Regions from separate parts of the Homo sapiens genome. Here all the other regions are linked to region 2. Evidence: chromatin contacts called from ENCODE Hi-C or POLR2A ChIA-PET data. All regions are on one chromosome and are shown on one strand. The core of a region is the stretch at or near the end of the contact, and the rest is flanking DNA. Distances in the headings are between cores, read along the strand shown. Region 1 holds the start of PHTF1 (putative homeodomain transcription factor 1). Region 2 holds the start of CAPZA1 (capping actin protein of muscle Z-line subunit alpha 1). Region 3 holds the start of CD53 (CD53 molecule). Region 4 holds the start of DCLRE1B (DNA cross-link repair 1B). Region 5 has its middle 28 kb from the start of KCNA2.

Region 1 (2,799 bases), core at 231-2,730, 1.1 Mb after region 2:
CCACTTCTTGGGCGGGCATGGTGGCTCACGCCTGTAGTTTGAGACCAGCCTGACCAACATGGTGAAACCCCGTCCCTACTAAAAATACAAAAAATTAGCCGGGCGTGGTGGTGGGCGCCTGTGATCCCAGCTACTCCAGAGGCTGAGCCCGGGAGGCGGAGCTTGCAGTGAGCCGAGGTCGCGCCATCGCCCTCCAGCCTGGGCAACAAGAGCGAAACTCCGTCTCAAAAAAAAAAAAAAAAAAAAAAAATCCACTTCTTAAGGAAAAGAGCACTAGAAAAACTAGAGAGGAATAAAAGATAAGGAACAGCTCAATAAGATTGTTGATAGTATCAATCTGAGCTGTGCACATACAGGTTTCATGTCTTTTTTGTTTTTAAGCAGTTTGATCAGAAGCAAACTTTCAAAGCATTGCGGTGGCATTGTGTATGCAGCCTGAAGGAGGTGGCTTGTAAACCTTATTCTGGGACCTGGAACCGGGTTTAAAAGACATAATGACCTTGTACATCTTTTTTTTTTTTTTTTCATTTATGTTGAAGTATACATGAACACCTGGCACTACTAAACTCGGGGGAAAGTAACATTATATTATTTGTGGGAGCTTTTTGCAGGAAGAATGCTTTACAAATAAAAAAAATATATATATGTATTACCTTCTTTTGGTACCACGATATAGCATCTCTCTCATTTGAGGCCATCTGTGTCTCCAGCCAGAGAATGGGATTTCACTGAAAATGAAGGAAAACCAATCGGTGAGTCCAGCTGCTGAAGGTTACTCTCCCAGTTTGGGTAGGACGCGAAAACCGCTTCTCTCAGCCTCTCCATGAGCTGCTCTTTCTCCAGCTGTTTGCCAGGGAAAACACAACAAACAAACAAAAAAAAACTGGCGCAGCGGCGACCGGAGAAGCCTCTGCAATATATCGGGCGAGCGTGTTCGTGGGTGCGGGGGAGGGGCAGGGGCCGCCGCTGGAGTCGCCCGGCACCCGCCTCCTTCGCTCGCCCGCGTCCGGCTCTCACCTAGTGCCCGTTGCCCCGCGGGCCGGCGCCCGGGACCTCCGTCCTCAGTGCCCGGGGTCCCACCGTGAGGCCGGGGGCGAGGCGGCGGGCCAGGCAGGCCGCATCTTCCCCTCCAGGCGGAGACGCCGGAGAGGCCGTTACCATGGAGACCGCGGAGGCCGCCCCAGCTTCGGAGGCAGCCGGCCGCCCAGCGCCCTGAGGGCGGCAAATCGATCGCCGGTCAGAGGCCGCCTACAGGGTCACGGACTGACCAGAAAATAAGCAGAGAATGAACTGGAAAATGAGGGGGATTAAAAGTGAAGGCCTCCAGTCGCCACGGCGACAGCAAAAGGCTTTGTGCCCAGCTGGAAAAGACAGGTGCAAAGGCCCCGGACCCCGAGAGCCCGGGAGCCCGGGAGGAGGAGGCGGCGGCAGCGGCGCTCGTCTTCTGCGGGCCGCGCCGGGATGCAGTGACTCAGCCGTCTGAGATCTGGGCTAGAGCCGCTCAGCCGACCACCGGGCAGCAGCCTTCGGCTTCCGCTTTCCGGCTTTCGCCGCCGAGGTGGCTCCGCCCCTGGCCCGGGGCCTTCCCGCCCAGCCTTGGTCCAGGCTCCGGGTCCGAGGGCCTGGGGAGTCGCGCGGCATATCGATGGCCAAGAGCAGCTCCCTCAGATCACCCTTCAGGCCTCAGCTTAAAAGTCACTTCCTCACAAACGACTCTCCCATCCAGCGGTCTAAAGGAGGTCGGTCCTGATACTCTAGTAGCTCACGTCTTTGTGGCACTCATTTTCGTGTTTCATGGCTTAATCTCTGTTCCCCAGTGGGCTGTGGGCTCCATGAGGTCAGAGACTGGGGCCTGGCACAAGCCTGGCACTTAGGTTCCCAATGTTTGTTGAGCGAACGAATCAATGTTTGCGTGAATTTACGCTGCCCTGGGAGGAAGGGCCAGGCTGCGGCTTAGTGACTCCCTTCCTCTCCCGCCCCTCAGCAGCTCTGGGTCTGGAGCTTTCTAGTGCTCAAAGGTGTAGGGGGAAAAGAGGAACAAGTATTGGGCAGTCACAGCTTTTTCCAAATTAGGGTAAAGTTAGGTGGCGGCAGGAACAGGTTAATTAGGGCCGATAGAGGTCAGGAGAAAGGAAAGAAAGGTTGAACCCTCAAGTGAATATTTAAGGATACGTTAAAAGGATTTTTAGGCTGCTTTTTTTTTTTTTTTTTTTTTGGCCATTAATGGAACACTGTCCCCTTACAGCCATTCTCCCCACCTTATTTGAAGCCGTGTTCTTGCTAGCCCACAGCGTGTAGCATCTGGGTCAGAGAAAGCTAATGACAGATGATAGCTTCACTTAAGAAAGCCTAAGAGGCGCTGTACTCAATGTTTTGCAGACATTATTTCTTCTTATCTATTGAGTGGGCACCAGGTGGAAGTTATCCCATTTCACGGATGAGGAAAATCGACTAAGCTAAAATAACTCCCACAGGACTAAGTTTTACAAATTACTTCACCCAGCCTGGGCGCAGTGGCTCACGCCTGCAATCTGGGCGCTTTGGGAGGCCTGAGGCGGAAATGTAGCTTGAGCACAGGAGTTTGAGACCAGCCTTAGCAACATGGCCAGACCCCGTCTCTTAAAAAAAAAAAATTAGCCGGGGGTGGTGGCGCGCACCTGTAGTCCCAGCTACTTCGAAGACTGAGGCAGGAGGATCGTCTGAGTCCACGAGTTCGAGGCTGTAGTGAGCTATGATTGCACCACTGCACTTCGGCCTAGGCAACAGAGACCTGTCTCAAATAAAGTAAAAATTATTTTA
Region 2 (2,700 bases), core at 201-2,700:
ACAAAACTATCACGAAAACGATTTCTTAACAGAACTATTTTAAAACAAGAGAATCCTCAATTAAAATCATGCCATTTTCTTTCTCTGAAATCTTTAAATTACAGATGTGCTCATCTTTGTTGCCTGGATATGAGTTCTTTCAGCTGGGCAGCGGGAGACTCAAAGTAGTGACTTTTAAGGGATCCTACCAGAGGTGGGGGAGCCAATATAAATTACGTATCCTAATCTGAGACACTCTTCTGTCCTAATACCTGAAGCTTATAGCTTGTCAGGTGGCTTTTCCATGGAAAAACGAGGACATAAGAGAGAGGGCGGACCTTAAGAGTTCTACGGAGGAGCCGGTAACGGCAGCAGGCTTGTCAATCAACTGCAAGGTTGCAGCCCAAAAGAAAAAGAACTCACTTGATCGCTCATCATCGACTCCTCAGAGGCCCTCTAGGACTACCGAGAATCTCTTGCCCTTTGGCTCTTGCCCCCGACATCTCTCCTGGCCCCCCGCCCTGCCCCAGGAGGTCTGGTCCTCTCACCCGCTGCCAAATTCTCACACAGCCTCAAAGGGATCCTCAGGGCGTAAAGCAGCCCCAGCCCCGCCACGAACCACAACGAGGCCCCAGTCCCCGCCAGCCCGGCCCGCAGTCGCTCCCTCCAGCCTAGCGTCGGGTTTAGGCCAGGGACAGATGCAGGAGACGCTCCAACAGCTGCGGCTTCACCCACGCCGCCACGGTCCGCCATCTTGCCGCTATCGCAGGCGCCAGGAGCTGGGAGGGGAGAAGGACAGGAAACCGGGAGTCGGGAATCCTGGGATAGTGGCGGACCTGAAGTTGGCCTCTGTGAAGGCTGAGTCCTGGGGAACCGGGACCGAGAAGATTTCGAAGGTGGAGGAGCGTGTCTCAAGATTGGGGCTACCTGTTCTTTCGTGGGGCAGGGAAGGGGCGGACAGCAGCGCCTATTCTGGAGGAACTGGACTGAGATGTGACCCCGAAGTGTTACCGCTTCCAAACGAAATGAGGGTCACCTTTCACACCGCCCCCCCCCCGGGGTTGGAAAAGCCACCGATCGTTCCAGCTGCCGAGCAGCTCTTAAAGCTTTGGATTCGGCTGTCGTGGAGATAACGGGCACCAGAAAAACTTGTAGGAGTAGCAACAGCTATTTGGTCGGATGGAGGCCAGAAGCCAAGAATAATCGAAACACGCTGCCAGCGCCCATTAGATGGATGGGAAATGAGTGTAACTCATTGGGAAAGATATTAGACTTCAAATCACCTAAGGCAAACCCTACTTCCTGGGGCGCGGGCGCGGGCGCTGGCGTTAGGAGACGTCACTCCCGCGCATAACTGACATGGGGCCCTCTTGGTCGGCGTTTCCGGGCGGGTCCTTCCGACGGCCGCCGCGGTGATTCCATCACTCGGCTTTCTTCCCGGCCTGCCTCGCGCCCGTAGCCGGGCTGGGCCAGAACAGCCCAAGATGGCCGACTTCGATGATCGTGTGTCGGATGAGGAGAAGGTAAGGGGTCCGCCTCTCTCTCTTACCTCCTCCCCCGACAGGGAACTGGGGCCCGGCCCGGCTGCGTTGGGAGCCTAGCAGTGTCCCCAGGAAAAAGAAGCTTCTTGGTCCATGCTGACATACGCTCTCCGCAGTCGGGACGCTTCCCTCTTAGGGGGCTTTCCTCTGCCTCACGGTGGCCCCAGTTCCTCGTTCCTCGACTCTCCTTTTCTCTCAGGCCTGAGGCACAGCCCAGGGGCCTCCCTGCAAGGGAACAGACGTTTCCTTTATTGGATCGTGACTGTGGACTTTTTTCTGTAATTTTGCGAGAGGGTGGTGGTTATGTTGCGACATATCAAAAAGCAGTTATTTTACCGCCTTTAGCAGTTGGGGCTCACCCCATCCCCCCATTTGTAGATATAATTGGGGTTAGTTTAGGGCGAGTCACTTCCTGGTCAGGATGGCCTCTTAACTTCCCTTTTGCTCCTCCTTCCTCAGGAAGTGATTTTGCTGTCACGACTCTTCGACAAGGAGAGGTCCCAAATGTTGTCCATCTCCCTACACATGCACTACTTTTCTCCTGTACTGTCGCCTGTCTGATTCGCTATAATAAATCTGTGAGCCTCAGGGCATTTGCTTCAGAATTTGAACACCAGTCTTTCCCTATAGACACATCCCTTTTAACGATAATTTTTGAAAATTTTGTTTCTTGTTAACAAATCTAGAATAGCTGATGGATTTTCTTAACCTCCAGAAAGGTTTTCTGTAACACATAATAAACCTTATGTTAACACGTTCAAGACTGAACAAAGCATCCTGCCTTCTTTGATGCTCCACTGTGGAGTCTTTGATCAGTTGAATTTGTCAGTGTGCATTTTGTATGCTCATTTCTTGAAAAGGGTCTTAAATACAAGAGCACATTCTAAGGTGGAATAACTTTTCTTCTGACAGTTGCACAGTTTCATAACAGTTTGTCAGGCTTTTCAGTAAGTACATGGTTTTAGGGCACGTAGAACTTAGAATGACCTCACAAGGCAACTTATTGGACAAGAATTATGACATTTGTCTCCCACTGTGGCTATTAGAAAATGTGTCCCCTTGAGTGCTCTGTAAATCTACCTGGGTGTTTTTTTCAATAAGAAGTTGGGATGGGAAGGGGACTGTTATGATCCATAAGTCCTCTGTACGGAATAACTTGATATATGTAGATATGGCATGC
Region 3 (2,700 bases), core at 107-2,606, 1.7 Mb before region 2:
AAAATTGTTCCCCAAGAGAAACTACACACACACACACACACACACACACACACACACCACACAGTTCCATGCTCAGATAAGTTTGGAGAAATCTATATATTATTTCCCCTGCTTAGAGAATATTAAGGACTGACAAGTTCTGCAGTAAAGACCTTTTTACCTTCATTTAATTCAGTTTTCCCCACAAGACAGCCCTGGCTGGAGATTACTCTGGATCTGAATGTCTCAGGGTGAAGGAAGCGGGAGACAGCTAGCTTTCCCAGAGGCATGCCCGCAAGTCAGCACCGCAGAGTGCATCTATCTGTTCATTTATAAGATGAAAACATTGGGGCCCAGTGATTGCTTCCAAGTTTCATAGTTAGCTAGTGATACATTTGGGTTGTCACATACTCCTTTGACCCAATCTAAGAAAATTCCAGTGATGCAGCATAGTGAAACCAGAAACACATTTTTCAAAATATATTGATCACAGTGTTTCTCAAAAGGCCTTCTCTGTGACCTTGAATTTTAATCCTACCTCTGACATGTCTTAGTTGTATGAGCTTGGGCAAATTTTCTAACCTCTTTGAGCGCCTGTTTTCTTGTATATAAATAAGGATGTAACAGTAACCAGTAGGATTATTATTAGGTGTTACCATTAATAAACTGAGGCTGACAGATTGAGACTTGCTCAAGATCTCACAGCTAAAAGAGATAAAGCTGGAACTGAAACTCAGATCTTTGGCTCCAAATGTGGTGTTTCCTGTACTAACCAAATCATTTCTACCAGTGCCCCTGGGATTATGCCTTGGGGACTCACCTTAAGACAGTCTTGCTCTCGAGACAGAGAAGTCTGCAAATGGTGTCCAATTCAAGTCTAGAGACTGGCTGAAGCCAGACAGAGGGAGTATGAGGAGGGGGCAGAGAATCTTCAGAAAGACATTCCAAAGTCTCGGGCCTAGAAAATGTTTAGAAATATTGGTTCCTGTGTTCCCCTCCAGTCTGTCTACCTGAATGGGAAACTGGTGGTGGGGCCAGGCATACTTCTTTTTGAACAAATACACAGTTAATTCTGAGATGCCACCTTGATTGAGAAGCACTGTCCTTTTCTAAGCAAAAATCATTGCCAAATTACCCTAGAATCCACCACTGCTCACAGATCTGTGCCTGAACCAACTTGGTTTTGAAGTTTTCTTTTGTTTCACAAAACTAGTTTAGGGTGGGCTGTGAGAGGAAGCTTCTAAAAAGCCACTGGGAAAGTACTAAATCTCTGAGACTAAAGAGGGCGGACTCAGCCTCACTTCCTCCTTCTTCTCATCTGGGCTTCCTGTCGTCACAGCATGATCATATTTTTTCACCCTTCACTTCTCCTTTTACACAAATAGCCCCGGATATCTGTGTTACCAGCCTTGTCTCGGCCACCTCAAGGATAATCACTAAATTCTGCCGAAAGGACTGAGGAACGGTGCCTGGAAAAGGTAAGGTTGATGACGTTTTAACTTGGCTTGCTGTCTAATGTGGGGTAGGGCGTATTCTTAGGGGTCTCCATATACCTCTCTAGTAACCATAAAATCTCCGGCAACTTCTCTTTCACAAATATTTAGTGCACAAAGTAAAACAGATTAGCAAGATCCTAGTAACATCCCCAAAGGCAATCAGGCCAGAAATACTTTTACTTAATCAGGTTCCCATTATCTAAATCTCTGAGTCGAGGCATTCACATGCCTTAATTGCTTCAGAGCTTGAATTACTCTGTGTAGTAATTCCTGATGCCTGGAGCTTTCTATGCGAGATGACATTGGGGAGATTTCCTATGTGCTCTGGTCTTCAGAAAATTGGTCTTGTGATTTTAAAGTGAGGAAAGAACCCACAGCCAGAGCTGTCTTTAGAAAGACAGCTAGAAGACACAGTTCTTTTTCATTTGAGAAAATTTCAAAAGTAAATTTAGTGACTCCCACTGTGGTTCTTCAAAGCCACTAAATAGAAAGGTGGCTAAAAATCAAAACACCAGGATGTGCTCAGTAACTGTATTTTAAAAGGTGAAAGCTAGACATCTCTAAAGGATGCATAGATTGTTGGCTTTTAAGGAGCAGGAAGCACATTGGGATCCTCAGCATTTCCCCAAATTATCCTTGGTGTACAAAACATGACCACTGATAAATGTCACATGAAATGCACGTATAAAATGCAATCCCCAAAACTTGATACTGCAGTAATTTCCAATCATGTGCTGTAACTAATGACTGAGGTTGCATGGACTCAGCAAAGTGTTAGCAGAGCTTCGGTCCTGACTCTCTGTGACCACCATCGGAAACTCTATGTAAGAGCTTTCTTCTTCCAAGACCTGTGAGAATTTCACTTGATTATGCCCTGGAGCAGAAAGGAGAAAGTTCTCTTTGATTACACCCACCCATCTAAGTATGAGGATTGGGAACAGGGCAGAGGGCTCTAGATTTCCAAGAGGGGTGGGGACGGGGAGAGGGCTCTGGATTCCCAAAACACCTCAGAGTTTATTGAGCCTTGTATTAAAAAATAAAAAGCAGTCTTTTAAATAAATTCACTTAATAATCAAGTGGTAGGTGCCTCCTGAGGCCAGGCACTGTGCTTTGGGAATTGTGGGGGAGGGAGATGAAAAGGTAGAAGGAGAATATTTGTCTAGCAAACAGTCCTACTCTTAAGGAACTCCCATGGGAGATAAGAGATATCATACTATGCGTGTGC
Region 4 (2,731 bases), core at 1-2,500, 1.3 Mb after region 2:
CAGAACAACAATGCTAATAAACAAGAGAGGATGGATATTTAGAATTATGAATTCAAACCATCTGACATAAGAAGTGAGAGATCAGGTGTCCTCAAGGTTGGCTCCCACGCATAGTCGGCTGCTGGTGGCATTCATCAACACAAATGTAAGCTGAACAGGTTTGAGGAAGACGGAAGAATGTCCGGGCTATTTCGGACATACTTTTGATAAACCACGCACGTGGAAATGCCAAGCAGGCAGTGGGATACGTGGGTCTGAAGCTAAAAAAGGAAGTCTGTACTAGCTATATTATAGATCCAAGAGTCACCAGTAATTGCTCAAGCCCGTGATATGGAGGAAACTACCCAGCTGAGTAAAAGATGCTGCAGAGGGGAGACTGACATGGTACTCCAAAGCAGCAGGACGAAGACCGAACCATATAACTGCCACGTGTGAAAGCTAATTCACCCTTTCAGAGAGACTGGGGCTAGTGAGCCCTGATGGGGATTGCAAAGGGAGCAGTTAGCACGCGAAGGGAGGTAGGTGATACCTAATCACTCGCTGGATGACATTCCGGTAGCGCAGCCTATCAGCTTGAATGTGAGGATTGCACAGAGCCTTCTTCAGCTCCTTCACCACGTCCTCGGAGCCAAGGTACGGCATCTTCCTAAGAGTCACAGGGCAGCTCCCACAGCTCCCACGGTAACTCGAGGGCTCCTTCTCGTCCTGATGTGGGAGCCTGAGTAAAGGAAATATGAGTCAGTGAAAATACAAAAGGCGAGATCTCGCCTCAGGCTCGGCTTCCGTAGGGCCGGCACGCTGGCCCTGACACACTTCCACGCCCTCCGCGACACCGCGAGCCCCACCCTAGGCTCTTCAGGCCCTACCGTCGGCCGGCAGGCCGTTCGCCCCGCCCACAGATCGCTCCCGCTACTTCTAGGTCCTCCGCCGGATTTCCAGCGCCGCGTCCGACTGACCGCAGACCCCTCCCTCTCCAGTTCCAGCCTTAATTCCCCCTCCACGCCGTTCTCATCGCGGATAGGCCCAATCTTGCTTTCTGCGGAAGTCCCGCCCCCTTGTCAAGAGACCAAACAGAAGACCGCTGCCGGTCTCCCCGCGAGCGAGCGCTAAGCGTAGTCCCGACTCCGACCTTAGGATGCCCTTCCCCCAACCTCTCACTCTCCAGGCGCAGCTGCGCGGCTCCCTCTGGTGGAGCTGCGGCGGGCAATCGGAAATCGGCTACTTTGGCCTGTCTCCTCCCTGCAGCGCGCGCTTTGAGTGCCCGGCTCGGCCTCCGCTCCCGCGCGGTTGGGAGTGTCCAGCGCCCTCCGCGATTTGGGCTCCAGCGGGCAGGGTGACTTCCTTTTTCTGCCCACTCTGGTAACTTATTGCTCTGCTGGGCTCTTTCCCTTAGGGTCTCTGGCCCTGTTCTTGCCCCAGCATGACTTTTATCGGGACGCCGTTGTGGAAGCCTCACGCAGGAGCCCTGCCCCCGTGGAGAAGATCCCACTGGTGACTCCAACCCTACCACCATGAATGGGGTCCTGATCCCCCATACGCCCATCGCAGTGGACTTCTGGAGCCTGCGCCGGGCTGGCACCGCACGTCTCTTCTTCTTGTCTCACATGCACTCGGACCACACCGTGGGCCTGTCTAGCACCTGGGCCCGGCCCCTCTACTGCTCCCCAATTACAGCCCACCTCTTGCATCGTCACCTACAGGTATGGGGCTGGAGTCGGTCTCCGAGAGCTGGTCCAGGCATCTGGGTTGGGACTTCAACCTGTCATTCTTGGAGTCATAGAATGGGGGCCACGAAAACTGATTTGGAAGTTGTTTGAACCCAAAAATGCATCTTTAACCCAGAATAGGAACGTGTTTTCGAAGTGACCAACTTGAGATAGTTAGCCATAAGTTGAGGAGATATTTTAATCCAGCCAAGGAAACTATTCCTACCTTTATAAGTAAGCTAGGCCGATGTTTCCCAAACTTGCCTTTTTTTTTTTTTTTTTTTTTTTTTTTTGAGACGGAGTCTCGCTCTGTTGCCCAGGCTGGAGTGCAGTGGCGCAATCTCGGCTCACTGCAGCCTCCGCCTCCCGGGTTCAAGCGATTCTCCTGTCTCGGCCTCCTGAGTAGCTGAGATTACAGGCGCACGCCACCACGCCCAGCTAATTTTTTGTATTTTTTGTGGAGACGGGGTTTCACCATGTTGGCCAGGCTGTTCTCTAACTCCTGACCTTAAGTGATCCGCCCGCCTCAGCCTCCCCAAGTGCTGGGATTACAAGCGTGAGCCACCACGCCCCGCCTAAACTTGCCTCATCTTAAGAATCCACCTAATGTGCTGGGTGGTTCTCCAGCTCTCTCCCCACCCCACCCTTAAGTCTCCAAGAGATTAAGATCAGGAGTAAGTTTGGGAATTGCTGACTAGACTGTTTGCTGAACTCTTTTTTTTTTTTTGAGATGGAGTCTCGCTCTGTCGCCCAGGCTGGAGTGCAGTGGCGCAAACTCGGCTCACTGCAAGCTCCGCCTCCCGGGTTCACGCCATTCTCCTGCCTCAGCCTCCCGAGTAGCTGGGACTACAGGCGCCCGCCACCACGCCTGGCTAATTTTTTTTGTATTTTTTAGTAGAGACGGGGTTTCACCGTGTTAGCCAGGATGGTCTCGATCTCCTGACCTCGTGATCCACCCGCCTCAGCCTCCCAAAGTGCTGGGATTACAGGCGTGAGCCACCACGCCCGGCCAGCTGAACTCTTAA
Region 5 (2,781 bases), core at 230-2,729, 2.0 Mb before region 2:
AATGCCTAAGGGTTCTGGGCTACTGGACTGGTGGGAGTGCTGACAGCAGGACACTGATAGGCTGGGGAGAGAAGACAGTGCTCAAGGGTGGAAGGTATCAAAAACATGCCAGAGACCATGCATATGGGATTCAGAAGCAAGAAACTTGAAGGCAGAGAGGTGAGAGTGGGATGTTTGAGTTTAAAATTCCCAAGGAGTGCAAGTCCCGTCAAAGTTCAGGATGTGGCCTTGAGTGGGGTCCCCAAGCAGAGTCAGGGTGTAGGAGCCTGGAGAGGAAAAGGTCAAAGGTTTTGGTCCCCAGGATTCTGGATGTCAGGGTGATAACTGAATTTGAGGGGAAGCCTGGGAGCCAGGTGCCAAGGCCTTTGATGGCTGAGGAGGGAATGGGTGGGCAGCTCTGAGAGGGGGTCTTGTCGTGTTCTAGATAATGAAAGATGAGCAGGGGATGCCTCAAAAGGCCACTGGATGTAATCCAGCCCTAGGCCAGCTGGACTTGGGTGACTTGCCTGAGGACAGGCAGCAAAAAAGTGGCTGAGACAAAATAAAAATTAACTTTATGTCTGTAATCACTTACTCTTCCAACCCTTATGGACTGCCGGTCTGTACAGATGTTCTGGTTCACTAAAAGCTTGGTTGACAAGACTTTTTATTCTCCTGAATTTGTAGTACATATTCACCATGTGACCTTGGGAAATGCATGTCATATTCTACCAGCCTCAGTTTCCCCCTCTGAATGCCAAGAGGCTGACCAGAGTGGCAAGTTTTCAGCCTTGTCAGGTGGACCCCAGCGATTCAGTGAAAGAGGCTAAAGGTACCTGGGTGGTGTTGCAGAGCTGGGGGGTGGGAAGATTACAGGGAATCTGCAGGGGATCAGTTCCTGGCCCCACCTTGGTCTCCAGCTGAGCAGCTACCCTTGAATCTGCCAGAATTCTAGACTTCTGCATGAGATTTTGTTTGGAAAGAGGATTCTGCTGCCTAAAACTGTGAAAAATCATGATCTTGCCTAGCCCTGACACTGCGTGAGCCTGTTGCCTTCCTGTACTGGAGGGTGTATCCTTGGCAGTGTGTCCCTTCTGCTTGCCCCAGTCAATTTTAATGCCTAAGCACTTGGCAGGAACATGGGTAGTGCCAGGACCTCTGTAATGCACTTGGCAATGAGCTGATGCTCTTTAGTGGTAGTTGTGACGCCTCTCAGAAATCTGACTTTACTAAAGTGGTATTGATGGGCCAAGGGCTTGGGTGCTCCTCAGTGACCTTGATGATGAATTACATCTGGGATCCAGTGAGTGGAACAGACAGGTTCTTTAGCTGAGGAACAAAGCCCAGGCCTGTTCTTCATCACTTAGCACCAGCTGGGATCCCTTGTTGCCAGGCTGGCAGCTGTGAGGGATCACTTGGCCACCAGGAAGACTTCCCAGCTGGGACTGTTCTGAAGATTTGTGCCAGAGAAACTACATCTGTGAGTCACTGCTCAGGGGAAAACCCAGCTGCTCGGCTCAGCTCCAGCCCCAGTGGCCCCGGGGAAGGACCAGAAGGCAGAGCGAGAATAAAAGATAGGCTGCTTTGCTTTTCTCAGTTTCCATAGCAGGTTACCGTATTTGCAGTTCTTCATTTCATGAGGGAAGTTGAGAGTGGGACTGGAATCAAAAGAGGTACTCAGATGGTGAAGCCCATAGCTGTTGGGTGTGGAGGTTTTGGCTAAGCCACCAGGGATACTTCTCTGACCCTCTGGATCCTTACTTTGACTCATCGCCCTTTTTTTTTTTTTTTTTCTGATCCACAGGTGGCTACAGCCAGGTTCATAGTCTGGCACATGGCATTTTCTGGACAGTGAGAATCAGGAAATGGGGGTGAATCTTAGAGTGGGTCTGATGAATCGTGGGAAAATCTCTCAACATTGAGACAGAGATACTGGAAGGAGCTTGAGATTTGTTTTATAAGAAGAGGGATTCTTGGTGTCATGGCTGTCTTCTCAGAAGGGAAGATCGGTCAGGTGTGGGCCTGAAAACCATGGGTGTTAAAGGGCTGACCCTGGAACAGTCCCTGCAAGGATAGGGGTGGACCATCAGGACAATGATGGGAAAGTGCTGGTGTTTGGGATGTCACTTCCCACAAATTGACAATCACTGCAGAGGCCAAGAAGCCTCCCACTGGGTTTGGGGGGTCAGTATCTCTTCAATTAAACTAAGGCAAATTCTTAGCTGCCAAGGAGGCCAGGTGACTTTGGGTTCTAGTCTCAGATGAGTCCTAGTGGGCTAGAAGCCTGCTTTGCTCTGCTTGACACAGACCAGACATGATGGGTAGGACTTAGTTCCACAGTGGATGTGGGGAGTCCTGTGAGCTGGTGGGAGTGTGTCTGGAGCGTGCCTAGAATCATGGGGCCTGCATGGTAAAGGTCCTGCAACCAAGCCAAAATGGGGATGCTTATGGGGCTGGGGATGTTTAGCCTAGAAAAGGGCATAGGAGGCTAGTGTTTTTTGAATCCCTGTTGCTCTAGATGACAGAACTGAGGCCAATAGATGGAGATAATAGGAAGAAAAATTGTGACTCACCAGAGATAAAGCTAGCTGATATTTTAAGACAGTAAAGTCTAATGGTTAAGATCTTGGACTCTAGAGTAGAGTCACAATGGGCACCACCCTGAATCCTGCTCACAGATGTGGGTCTGCAACCCACTTGGTGTTGGCCTGCTCTGCCCTGGGATTTAAAAAACTTGCATCAGTCATCAGCACAAATTGGGAGATTATGCTTACAAATCTATATGGATAGCCTCTTTTTAAA

The links. Hi-C counts contacts between places; a loop is a spot of excess contacts on that map. ChIA-PET counts read pairs that join two places held with the same protein, here RNA polymerase II (POLR2A). Pooled maps may share reads with other maps.
Region 1: a map of B cell shows a loop between it and region 2 (4-fold over the local background). The contact joins the promoter of PHTF1 here to the promoter of CAPZA1 in region 2. A Hi-C loop is called at or near these places in 1 of 168 maps with a recorded cell type or tissue (B cell) and 9 of 50 pooled maps. POLR2A ChIA-PET finds 5 or more read pairs at or near these places in 1 of 52 experiments (OCI-LY7).
Region 3: a pooled map shows a loop between it and region 2 (15-fold over the local background). The contact joins the promoter of CD53 here to the promoter of CAPZA1 in region 2. A Hi-C loop is called at or near these places in 1 of 168 maps with a recorded cell type or tissue (CD4-positive, alpha-beta T cell), 2 of 37 single-sample maps with no recorded cell type and 8 of 50 pooled maps. POLR2A ChIA-PET finds 5 or more read pairs at or near these places in 1 of 52 experiments (OCI-LY7).
Region 4: a loop to region 2 is called in a pooled map, with 16 times the contacts of the local background. The contact joins the promoter of DCLRE1B here to the promoter of CAPZA1 in region 2. A Hi-C loop is called at or near these places in 9 of 50 pooled maps. POLR2A ChIA-PET finds 5 or more read pairs at or near these places in 2 of 52 experiments (GM10248 and T-cell).
Region 5: a map with no recorded cell type shows a loop between it and region 2 (22-fold over the local background). The contact joins the enhancer-like site here to the promoter of CAPZA1 in region 2. A Hi-C loop is called at or near these places in 2 of 37 single-sample maps with no recorded cell type and 5 of 50 pooled maps.

The regions. Positions count from the first base shown.
Region 1 is chr1:113,758,006-113,760,804 of GRCh38, forward strand. PHTF1 (putative homeodomain transcription factor 1) reads right to left here and starts at 1,481. Exons shown (of 19, transcript NM_001323043.2): 1 at 1,018-1,481; 2 at 654-728. The coding sequence starts at 698. RefSeq lists silencers at 121-250, 884-1,203 and an enhancer at 1,354-1,933.
Region 2 is chr1:112,618,382-112,621,081 of GRCh38, forward strand. CAPZA1 (capping actin protein of muscle Z-line subunit alpha 1) reads left to right here and starts at 1,451. Exons shown (of 10, transcript NM_006135.3): 1 at 1,451-1,502. The coding sequence starts at 1,464. ST7L (suppression of tumorigenicity 7 like) reads right to left here and starts at 760. Exons shown (of 15, transcript NM_017744.5): 1 at 528-760. The coding sequence starts at 732. RefSeq lists enhancers at 724-823, 932-2,131, 1,284-1,733.
Region 3 is chr1:110,871,792-110,874,491 of GRCh38, forward strand. It overlaps CD53 (CD53 molecule), which reads left to right and starts at 1,357. Exons shown (of 8, transcript NM_000560.4): 1 at 1,357-1,457. RefSeq lists enhancers at 558-607, 1,208-1,317.
Region 4 is chr1:113,904,076-113,906,806 of GRCh38, forward strand. It overlaps DCLRE1B (DNA cross-link repair 1B), which reads left to right and starts at 1,251. Exons shown (of 4, transcript NM_022836.4): 1 at 1,251-1,700. The coding sequence starts at 1,512. It overlaps AP4B1 (adaptor related protein complex 4 subunit beta 1), which reads right to left and starts at 724. Exons shown (of 10, transcript NM_001253852.3): 1 at 530-724. The coding sequence starts at 642. RefSeq lists enhancers at 360-419, 500-1,059, 1,090-1,139.
Region 5 is chr1:110,633,457-110,636,237 of GRCh38, forward strand. No RefSeq gene overlaps it. Among named protein-coding and RNA genes, the nearest start is that of KCNA2, 28 kb to the left of the region's middle. RefSeq lists an enhancer at 1,277-1,466. Within about 2 kb of position 1,480, at least 14 of the 41 ENCODE cell types and tissues checked have a DNase peak (open chromatin) inside an H3K27ac peak, as active enhancers do.